Regions from separate parts of the Homo sapiens genome. Here region 1 is linked to region 2. Evidence: chromatin loops called from intact Hi-C (ENCODE). Cell type or tissue: chondrocyte. All regions are shown on one strand. Each heading gives the region's core, and the rest is flanking DNA. Links, peaks and the distances in the headings are about the cores only. Region 1 has its middle 15 kb from the start of LRP5. Region 2 holds the start of ALDH3B1 (aldehyde dehydrogenase 3 family member B1).

What was found. Peaks named below come from ENCODE experiments on the same cell type or tissue, not always from the same donor. Only the 100,000 strongest peaks of a DNase experiment are listed, where the experiment ranks them.
Region 1: it touches region 2 in a loop (2.8-fold over the local background); 2 of 110 quality-filtered maps call a loop at or near these places.

Annotation. Positions count from the first base shown.
Region 1 is chr11:68,295,649-68,300,024 of GRCh38, forward strand. It overlaps a transcript of LRP5 not described here. Among named protein-coding and RNA genes, the nearest start is that of LRP5, 15 kb to the right of the region's middle. RefSeq lists an enhancer at 3,093-3,840. In chondrocyte, for the core only: CTCF peaks have their summits at 2,271 (motif pointing left) and 2,487; no DNase peak of the experiment used is centred there.
Region 2 is chr11:68,007,650-68,012,025 of GRCh38, forward strand. It overlaps ALDH3B1 (aldehyde dehydrogenase 3 family member B1), which reads left to right and starts at 2,678. Exons shown (of 10, transcript NM_000694.4): 1 at 2,678-2,743. RefSeq lists an enhancer at 2,197-3,025. In chondrocyte, for the core only: CTCF peaks have their summits at 2,105 (motif pointing right) and 2,305; a DNase peak (open chromatin) is centred at 1,498.

The DNA.
Region 1 (4,376 bases), core at 153-4,152, 290 kb after region 2:
AGAATGTATTAATTTTATAAGCAGAATACAAATAAATTCCAGGCCAGGTGTGGTGGCTCACACCTGTAATCCCTCCACTTTGGGAGGCTGAGGCAGGAGGATTGCTTGAAGCTAGGGGTTCAAGACCAGCCTGGGCAACAAAGTGAGAACCCAGTCTCCACAAAAAATAGAAATAAAAATTAGCTAGGTATAGTTGGCGTGTGTCTGTAGTCCCAGCTACTCAGGAGGCTGAGGTAGGAGGATCATTTGGGCATAGGAAGTCGAGGCTGCAAGGAGCTATGATTGTGTCACCGCATTCCAGCCTGGGCAACAGAGTGAGACTCTATCTCTAAAGATAAATACATAAATACATACATACATACATACATACATTCCATTATCTTAATTAAAACCATAAGCACTGGCTTCTGTTTCTCCAACTTTCAGCCTCACCTTCAGCAACCTTACTGAAAGGAACACAGGGCTGTCCCAGGCCATTTGCACATTTCCTGGACACTTCCTCAGACCGAGCCCAGCTTATTGAGCTTATTGGGGCTGGCAAGGGGTGAGTGGGTGAGAATCCTGATTGCATCTCTTCTGCCCACAACTTATCCACCGCTGAGGGTCCTAAGCCACTAAGGAGAGTGTAGGCCAGGCCAACGGTGGAATTCTGCCCAGAACTTTTCTTCCAAGGAGATCCGGCAAACCTGACGGGGGTTGTTGGGGAGGGTAGGCCATCCCTGAGTGTCTATCGTCAGCCCCCACCCTGGCTGAGGGATGTGAGAGGGAGTTAACATGAACTCTCTTGACTCTACATAGGTGGCTCCAGCAGCAGTCTGTGCAGGACCCTGTGAGCAGAGCCGCAGGTGCATATCTCAGCTCCTGGCTCTGCAGCTGACGCAGGCTGTGGCCCCAGGCCAGGCGCTTCACCTCTCTGAGCCTCAGCTTTACAGAATGGGTTGGTTACAGAGCTACCTGCTGGGGTGCCTGGGTGCTCAGTGGCTAGCACAGATCTGCAGATGTCCAGTCTCTGATGTTGGCCAAGGGAAAATGTGCCCGCCTGTAAAATTGCAAGCAGACCAGGAAGCCTCGGTCCTGAGAAGCTGTCCCAGTCCTGAGAAGCTCACAGGCTGGGGGGACTCTCAGAAGCAATCATGCAGGGAAGTGCTCAGCAGAGGCAGAAACCCGGAGGACGGGCTGGGCAGAGCCTCACAGGGGCCCTGACTCTCAGCTGGGTGGAGAGGCAGGGCAAAGTATTCAGGGTACAGGGAGTGGCACTGCGAGGCACAGCGGCACGAGGGTGACAGCAGGCCCAGGGAGGGCTCAGCAGGAGGAAAGCTGGGCTGTGTTAAACCAGGAACAGGAGGAGGTGCGAATGCAGTCACCGGAAGCAGGTCCGATGAAGAGGCCTCGAAGTCCACCCCACAGAGTCAGGACTTAACTTTGCACACAATCTGCCAACTTGGGTGGCAGAAGTTATTCCCACGCAGCAGTGCCAGGCTTGGACGAGGACTCACCCAGGTGGTAATGAGGGCCCTCCTTCGAGCTCAGGCCAGGAAGCAGCAGCCCTGACCACCGCTGCTAACCCAGCCTGGGGCCCTCTGTGTCCAGTAATACTTCATATTTGCTACCCGGTCATCTTACTTAATTCCCAGCACAGCCAAGCTAGGCAGCTATCATTATTCCTGCTGGCACAGGTTAGAAAACTGAGGTCTCTGCTGGGTGCGGTGGCTCATGCCAGTAATCCCAGCACTTTGGGAGGCTGAGGCAGGAAGATCCGGTGAACTCAGGAGTTTGAGACCAGCCTGGGCAATACGGCGAAATCCCGTCTCTACAAAAAAATACAAAAATTAGCCGGCTGTGGTGACACATACCTGGGGTCCCAGCTACGCAGGAGGCTGAGCTGGGAGGATCACTTGAACCTGGGAGGCAGCAGTGAGCCAAGATCGTGCCACGGCACTCCAGTCTGGGCCACAGAGCAAGACCCTGTCTCAAAAAAAAAGGAAAAAAGGAAAAACAGGTTTCCAAGGGTTCAACAACCCGCCCAGGGCCATGCAGTGAGCGGGAAGAAGGGTGGAACCGTGTCCAGTGATCTCGGAGCCCACGTTCTTTCCCTTCATCTTAACAGCATCCAGTGTGTGCAGCTGCCACTCCCCTGGCCACGTCCATCTTCCACGTCCTCCCACGCAGCCCCCTCCGCCCTCCTCCCCGAGTTTCTTCTTCTTGGCCTGGGACGGATACTGAGCGCCGGAGAGAGCCCGGCCGGGCGGGACGCTGCTGCCCCCTCGTGGCCGCACGTGTTACCGCAGGCGGCCCATGGTGTCTGGGTCACTCTGGCCCTCCCGGGCTCAGCCTCTTCCAAGAACGGCCAGAGGGTTGTGTGGGGAGCAGTAATAACGAGGTTCTCAGCTCCACGCCCTGCTCGCCGAGGAACCTCGGTCAAGTCACTTGCCCTCGCCTCAGTTTTCCCCTCTGTCTAATGGACATACATTAAGACCTTGAAGGGCTATTAGGAGAACTTAATAGGCGAGTAGGGGCTCAGGGGTGCGCCTGGGGAACCTAGAAATGGGGCTTGAGAGAGCTCACGCTGCAGCTTCCGGCTCAGCGAGGGCAGCGAGAGGGCCTGTGATCTGTCCCTTTCCTTGTATGGTGAAAACAAAGTCCGGGTGCAAAGTCCGCTGCAGAGTTTGTTGACTTTGGGGCGAGGGCTCTGGCATCAAAGGCACTGCGTGCCCTGTCCACTGCTCCCGAGGCCGCCGCCCACTGTGATCTTTGCTCCAGTGGCCATGGGATTGTTTGAGAATTACCAACATGTAGGGAAAACCTGCGATCCTGGCCTGCAGAGGGAGGGGAGGACCCCTTTTGCCAGGCTCCCCCAAACATTGAGCTCTCAGCTTCACCAGCTGCACCCCATGGGGTCTTCTTTGCCAGCTTTGGCGAGGGTCTGTTCCTCACTGCGCCAATGCCCCGGCATGTGATCTTTGGGCTCAGTGCCAGGCCCAGCTATCCTGCTGGCACAGTAGGAAGCCAGAAAAGCCCCTACCCACTCCTGCTAGAGCCTAGGGGCTGCTGTTCCCTCTAGGACTCCACCAGGGAGCAGGAGGGGCCTTCACGGGGCTGGTGCAGACCTAAGACCTCCCACGCTTGCCCTCAGCCAGAGCCCTGAGACCCACACCCTCCTCTGCCACCTCCAGAAAAAGCCTCCGGTCCTGGGCACCTTTGATGACTTCCTTTCCCATCCGTGCTGCTGGAGATGTCTACACTAGGAACTCACTGGGATGGAGCTGTGTCCTGCAGGAAGGGCGGGGTGAGAGCCGGCCAGTGTCTGAGCTCCAGGAATGGCAAAGAGGAAGCTGCACAATATTTCCCAGGTCAGAGCCCTCCTTAGGGACATCCGCCGTCCCGATCTTGCCCCTACAGCCTCTCTACCTGAAAGTCCCTATCCCCCTCCACACTCCACCAACCAGCTGCCCCTGGTCCCAGACTTGGACGTCCCAAGTCCATGCACACCCCTGCCTCCCCTCGGAGCTCCCACCACAACTTGTGGATGGGCACAGTGGGCAGGGCCTGGAGGCCCCACCCTGCTGTGAAGCTGGAGGGAAGGGGCACGTGGAAGGGCAGTGCTGGATGCAAGGGACAGCTTGGGGACTGGAGGGGCTTGGGTGGAGGCTGCTGGGAGAGGAGTAGCAGCTCAGGGGGAGGCTGGAGGTGGCTCAAGGGGACAAAGGAGGGGCCCAGCGTGCTGAAGGCTGCAGAATCTAGAAGACAGATGCAGCGGGGAATGGCCTTAGCAGGAGGTGAGGGCGGGAGGCAGCCAGTGTAGACAGTGGGGTGGAGTCCTCAGTGTAGATGGCAGGGTGGAGTGCTCAGTGTAGACAGCAGGGTGGAGTGCTCAGTGTAGACGGGGGTGTAGAGTGCTCAGGGACCCTGAGGAAGAGCTGAAGGGGAAGGGCCAGTCTTTTTTTTTTTTTTTTTTTTGAGACAGAGTCTTGTTGCCCAGGCTGGAGTACAGTGGCGCAATCTCAGCTCACTGTAGCCTCCAGGTCATGGGTTCAAGCGATTCTCCTGCCTCAGCCTCCTGAGTAGCTGGGATTACAGGCACCCACCACCACACCTGGCTGATTTTTGTACTTTTAGTGGAGATGGGGTTTCACCATGTTGGCCAAGCTGGTCTCAAACTCCTAACCTCAAGTGATCCGCCCGCCTCAGCCTCCCAAAGTGCTGGGATTGCAGGCGCGAGCCATCGCGCTCCGCCTTTTTTTGTTTATTTGTTTGTTTGTTTGTTTTTTGAGACGGAGTCTTGTTCTGTTGCCAGGTTAGAGTGGAGTGGCGCGATCTTGGCTCACTGCAACCTCTTTCTCCCAGGTTCAAGCGATTCTCCTGCCTCAGCCTCCTAA
Region 2 (4,376 bases), core at 146-4,145:
ATCACTTATGTCCCATTTTACAGATGGGAAGGCAGAGGCACGGGGGGTTAAGACACTAACCTAGGTCACACAGGTAAGTGACAGGACCAGGATTTGAGCCCAGACCTCACACTTAACGCCCTCCATGCCAGGTGCTGAGATCCATGCCTGCCGAACCCTCTCATTCACCCACAGATGCCCCCGGGACTGTAGTCAGCCCCATTCTCACATGGGAACACTGAGGCCCAAAGAGGCGAAGCGTCAGCCCAGCAAGGAGGAGGCAGGGCAGGCGGGGCCGCAGCTGTCTGGCCCGGAGCCCTGAGCAACCCCTCCACCCACTCCCCCTGGCTGGCCTGGGCCTTGGCAGACCTCACCCCAGAGCTGGCTCCAAAAGTGAGTCCTCCTGGTGCCCTACCCAGAGGGCTCCCCATTTACCCTGGGCTCCTCAACAAAGATGGGACTCCCAGGCCCTACTGAGCCTCTGGAGCTTTGAGGAGTAGTGAGGGGCACCCAACCCAGAGTGGGGAGGGCCCAGCCCTCCTGGGAGGTGTGTGGCCTCCCTTGGGGGGAGCCTCACTCCCAGGGAAGGCTAGGAGTTCTGTCCCGGGAGGACAGGCCTCTTCGGGGGCCTCCTCCCAGGTTGCTCCTGCATTCATGACAAGTTCGGCCCCTGTGAGTTGGGGGAAATTCTTCAACAGCTCCCTGGCCAGGGAGGGGACCCTCGGGATCCTGAAACACCCCTCCCACCTGCCAGTACCCGCCAAGATGGGTCCCTGATTTGCTGTGTGGCCTTAGACCAGTGGCTGCCCTCTCTGGGCCTCACTCCCAGCTGAGACCTACAGGCTCAGCCCCTGCCCAGCCCTGCCTGGCACCCGCTCAATCTGGCTGAGCTCCAGAGAATGGCAGGGCTGGGCTGTCACATGCTGAGCCACGTGACTGGCAGTGGCTGGGGGCTCCATCCCACACAGAGGACAGGGGCTCTGCAGTCCTTCACCCCCACCCTAACTATCTAATCACGGGCCACCGGTGTGGGCATGGTCCAGAAGACCTCACCGCCCTCCCAGGTAGGCAGGGAGCTGGCGGGTGGGGGGGGCCATGATGAGCACCTCCCAGGTGCCACGTTGGCCCAGAGGCCCCGGGGCCGGGAGCTACGGAGGCCCAGGGCACCAGGGAGATGGTAGCAGCGGCAGGCCCAGGAAGGGGCATAGAGGAGGCTCTTCCTCCACACCTGTCACCCTGTCCCCTGCCTGTCCACACCCACAGCAGCTTGCACATCATCCCCACAGCACGCTGGCTCTGACAGGTGTATCCGGGGCGGGCTGGGGGCAGGCAGGGACAGGCTTAGGCACAGCTGCCTGTGCCGAACTTGAGGAAGATCGGGACTACAGGAACCACCAAGGCGACACGTGGCATCATGACCACGGTCCTAAGCAGAGAGGCAGGCACTCCTCCTGGGAGGCAGAGGGGACATCCGAAACGGGTGCAGCCCCAGCTCTGGAGCAAGAAGCTCTGCCACACACACGCCCCATGTTCACATCCCACCCCCTCTCTGCCCCCACTTCCTCGTTTGTAAAATGTTAGATCTGCAGAAAGACAGGCTCTATGAATGGGGCGGCCCATGGGGTGGTGTGGAGGAACACGGAAGCACAGGGCGCTGGGAGAGGAGCAGGCATGAGGTATGGTCCCTAAGATGGTATTTCTAGACTCCAGCCACCTTTGGGTCTGACCTCTTTGTTTTGCAGAAGGGGAAACTGAGTCTTGGGTAGGGTGTAGCAAGACAAGCCACAGACAAAACACCTCAGACACTGGATTAAAGAAGGAAGAGGTTTATTCAGCTGGGAGCATCAGCAGACTTGCGTCAAGAGCCGAGCTCCCTGAAAAAGACATTCTTGGCCTTTTTAAAGGCTTACAACTTTAAGGGGTCCACGTGAAAGGGTCGTGATAAATCGAGCAAGCTCGGGGAACGTGACCGGGGGCTGCATGCGTCAGCTAACAGAACAGAAAGTTTTGCAGTGCTTTCTCATACAATGTCTGGAATTTACAGATAACACAAGTAGTTTAGGTCAGGGGTTGATATTATTATCACTTTTTTTTAACTACCAGGGCCAGGTGGTGGCGCCAAGGTCTTCTGGCTATTTCTCTTACTTCTGTTTTTTTCTAACTTTTTGCCTTCTCTCTTTCCTCCTGTCTTGTAAACCAGGCAAGGTGGTAGGAGGAGGGCAGCAGGAGTAGTAGTGGTCTTATTCCTTAGGGGAGGCATTGAGGGAAGGCTGGGAGTGGGGGGTCGAGACTTCCTTGCTATTCTGGGCCATAACATTCCACATAATATTATAATAGAATATAATTAATACAATAATAGTTCCCCACCCCACACCGGGATTCCCAGGGCCCACTGCCCCACTCCTCCTCCTCAGGCTGGCCCTCAGCTCAGTGCTCAGCCCTGCTGCACAGCCTCTCCTCCTCCTCCTCAGGCTGCCCCTCAGCTCGGAGCTCAGCCCTGCTGTGTGGCTCTAGCCTGGCGCCCTCTGGGCGTTGACTTCTTCTCTGTGGTCTGGGAGGAGATGTCGAGGCCCCCGAGGGAGGCGGTGGTGAAATCTTGGCTTGCAGCCTCCAGCCCGCCCAGAGCCAGAGTCAGGCACGAGGCTAGGGCAACTCCGCCCCACCCCTCCCCCGGGGACTGGCCCTGCGTTGGACATTTCTTAACAGCAGGGCCACCAGGCAGAGCGGGACAGCCAGGAGGAAGGGCAGCTTGGCAGAGCCTCAGGTAGAGTATCCCGGGGAGGCTGGGGCTGTAGTGGGCCAGCAGTCGGGCCAGAGTCCAGCTCAGCAACTCCGGGTTACAGGCAGCCCAGGCGGGCCTAGCCACCGGCAGCTGCACTCAGAGGCCACTGTGTCCTGGCTGAGCTCATCTGCCTGCCTGCTGGGGGAGAAAGCGGAAGGAGGAGAGGCAGATCTGGGGAGTGGCAGCGAGGTCCCGGGCACCCCCCTGGCCAGCAGGCACCCTTCCGTTGTCCGAGCTGGGTTGCCACCGCCTCCTTTTCCTGGGATTCCCGGACACCCTCCAAGGGAACCAAGGGAACAGCTCTGGGTCCAGCTGCCCCAGGAAGGACTGTGCGCCCCTTCCCCACAGGGGTCAAGTATCCCTTCCAGCAACAGCCGTTTCCTGGGCACCAGCCTGCATGCCCAGTGCTGATGCAGGGATGTGGCCATGAATGACTCTGGGAAAGAATCATTCTTAGCAATGGACTTTGTCAGGGTCCAAGAAAGGAGTGGCCAGCCAGCCCCGCCCCGCCTGCAGGAGGCACTTCTCATCCCGGGAACTGTGCCCCATCAGGGAGCCGAGGCTGTTCAGCCTCTTTGTGACCCGGGGCTGGGTTGGCCCGAGCCACCAATGAGGGGATACGCTGGTCCCTGGCTCCCCAAGGGAGGGGCTGCTGAGCTTTGGGAGGCCTCATGAAAATCCAGCTTAAGGCCATCAAAAGACAAAATGACAACACATTTAGTTATAGATCAAATTGGCTTCTATTCATGATTCGTGAATCCGGACAGCCTCCATTCTACAAAATGGAGTGAGAGCTCCCACCAGGCAGTGGCAGAGCAGGGGGTTCATAAGGCAGAAAGGAGGAAACAGAAAAATAGGAAACACCAAACCGCCTAATACCGGATCGCTGCAGACTGCTTTTTTCTAAGCGGACTGCTTTTTTCTAAGGGGTAAGGCAGAGGGGACCTGATGATGCCGGCTCAGGTGGACTGGAATCTCCTGCTTCCCGGAGAAACTGGTCTGTGGTTTTGGGCTCTGTCTGCTTCCTTAAAGCTTCGGTTTGATGATGTGGCATTTGGCATGAGTGCCTCCATTTTGGTTTGGTCTGGTCTGTTGGGGCCTAGTACAGGAGCTCAGTTCAAAATCACAGCCTCTCATCATGTTTGTTTAATGAAGCTACACTGCAGGAGATCAGAATCGGAGACCCTGCGGTATTGGGCCTGTGGGTCCCCTGAAGTTGGCCTAGTGATCCCCGCCTTCTGGCTGCCCTGATGGGGGTCCCCCAGGCCCTCTACCCACCATGTTCAGTCCCTCTGTCACCACATCCCTGTCCTCAGTTGGGTCTCAGGGTGATGTCCTTGTCTCCCCAACACCCACCTTGGATCAAGGCCCCTTCAGGCCCCTGCCCCAGGGGTCTCCTCCCTGAGCCCTCCTCTGGTACATCCGTCCTCCATGGATACTGAGCACTTCCCGGGGTCCCAGTGCTTGAATTCTCCCGACAGTGGTATGGGTGCCACAGGCAGTGCCCAATTTTACAGATGGGAAACGTGAATACAAAGAGGTCAAGCAACCTGCCCAAGGTCTCCCCACTCACACATGTGGTTGCTGCAGTTTAAACCCAGGTCATTGGGCCCCC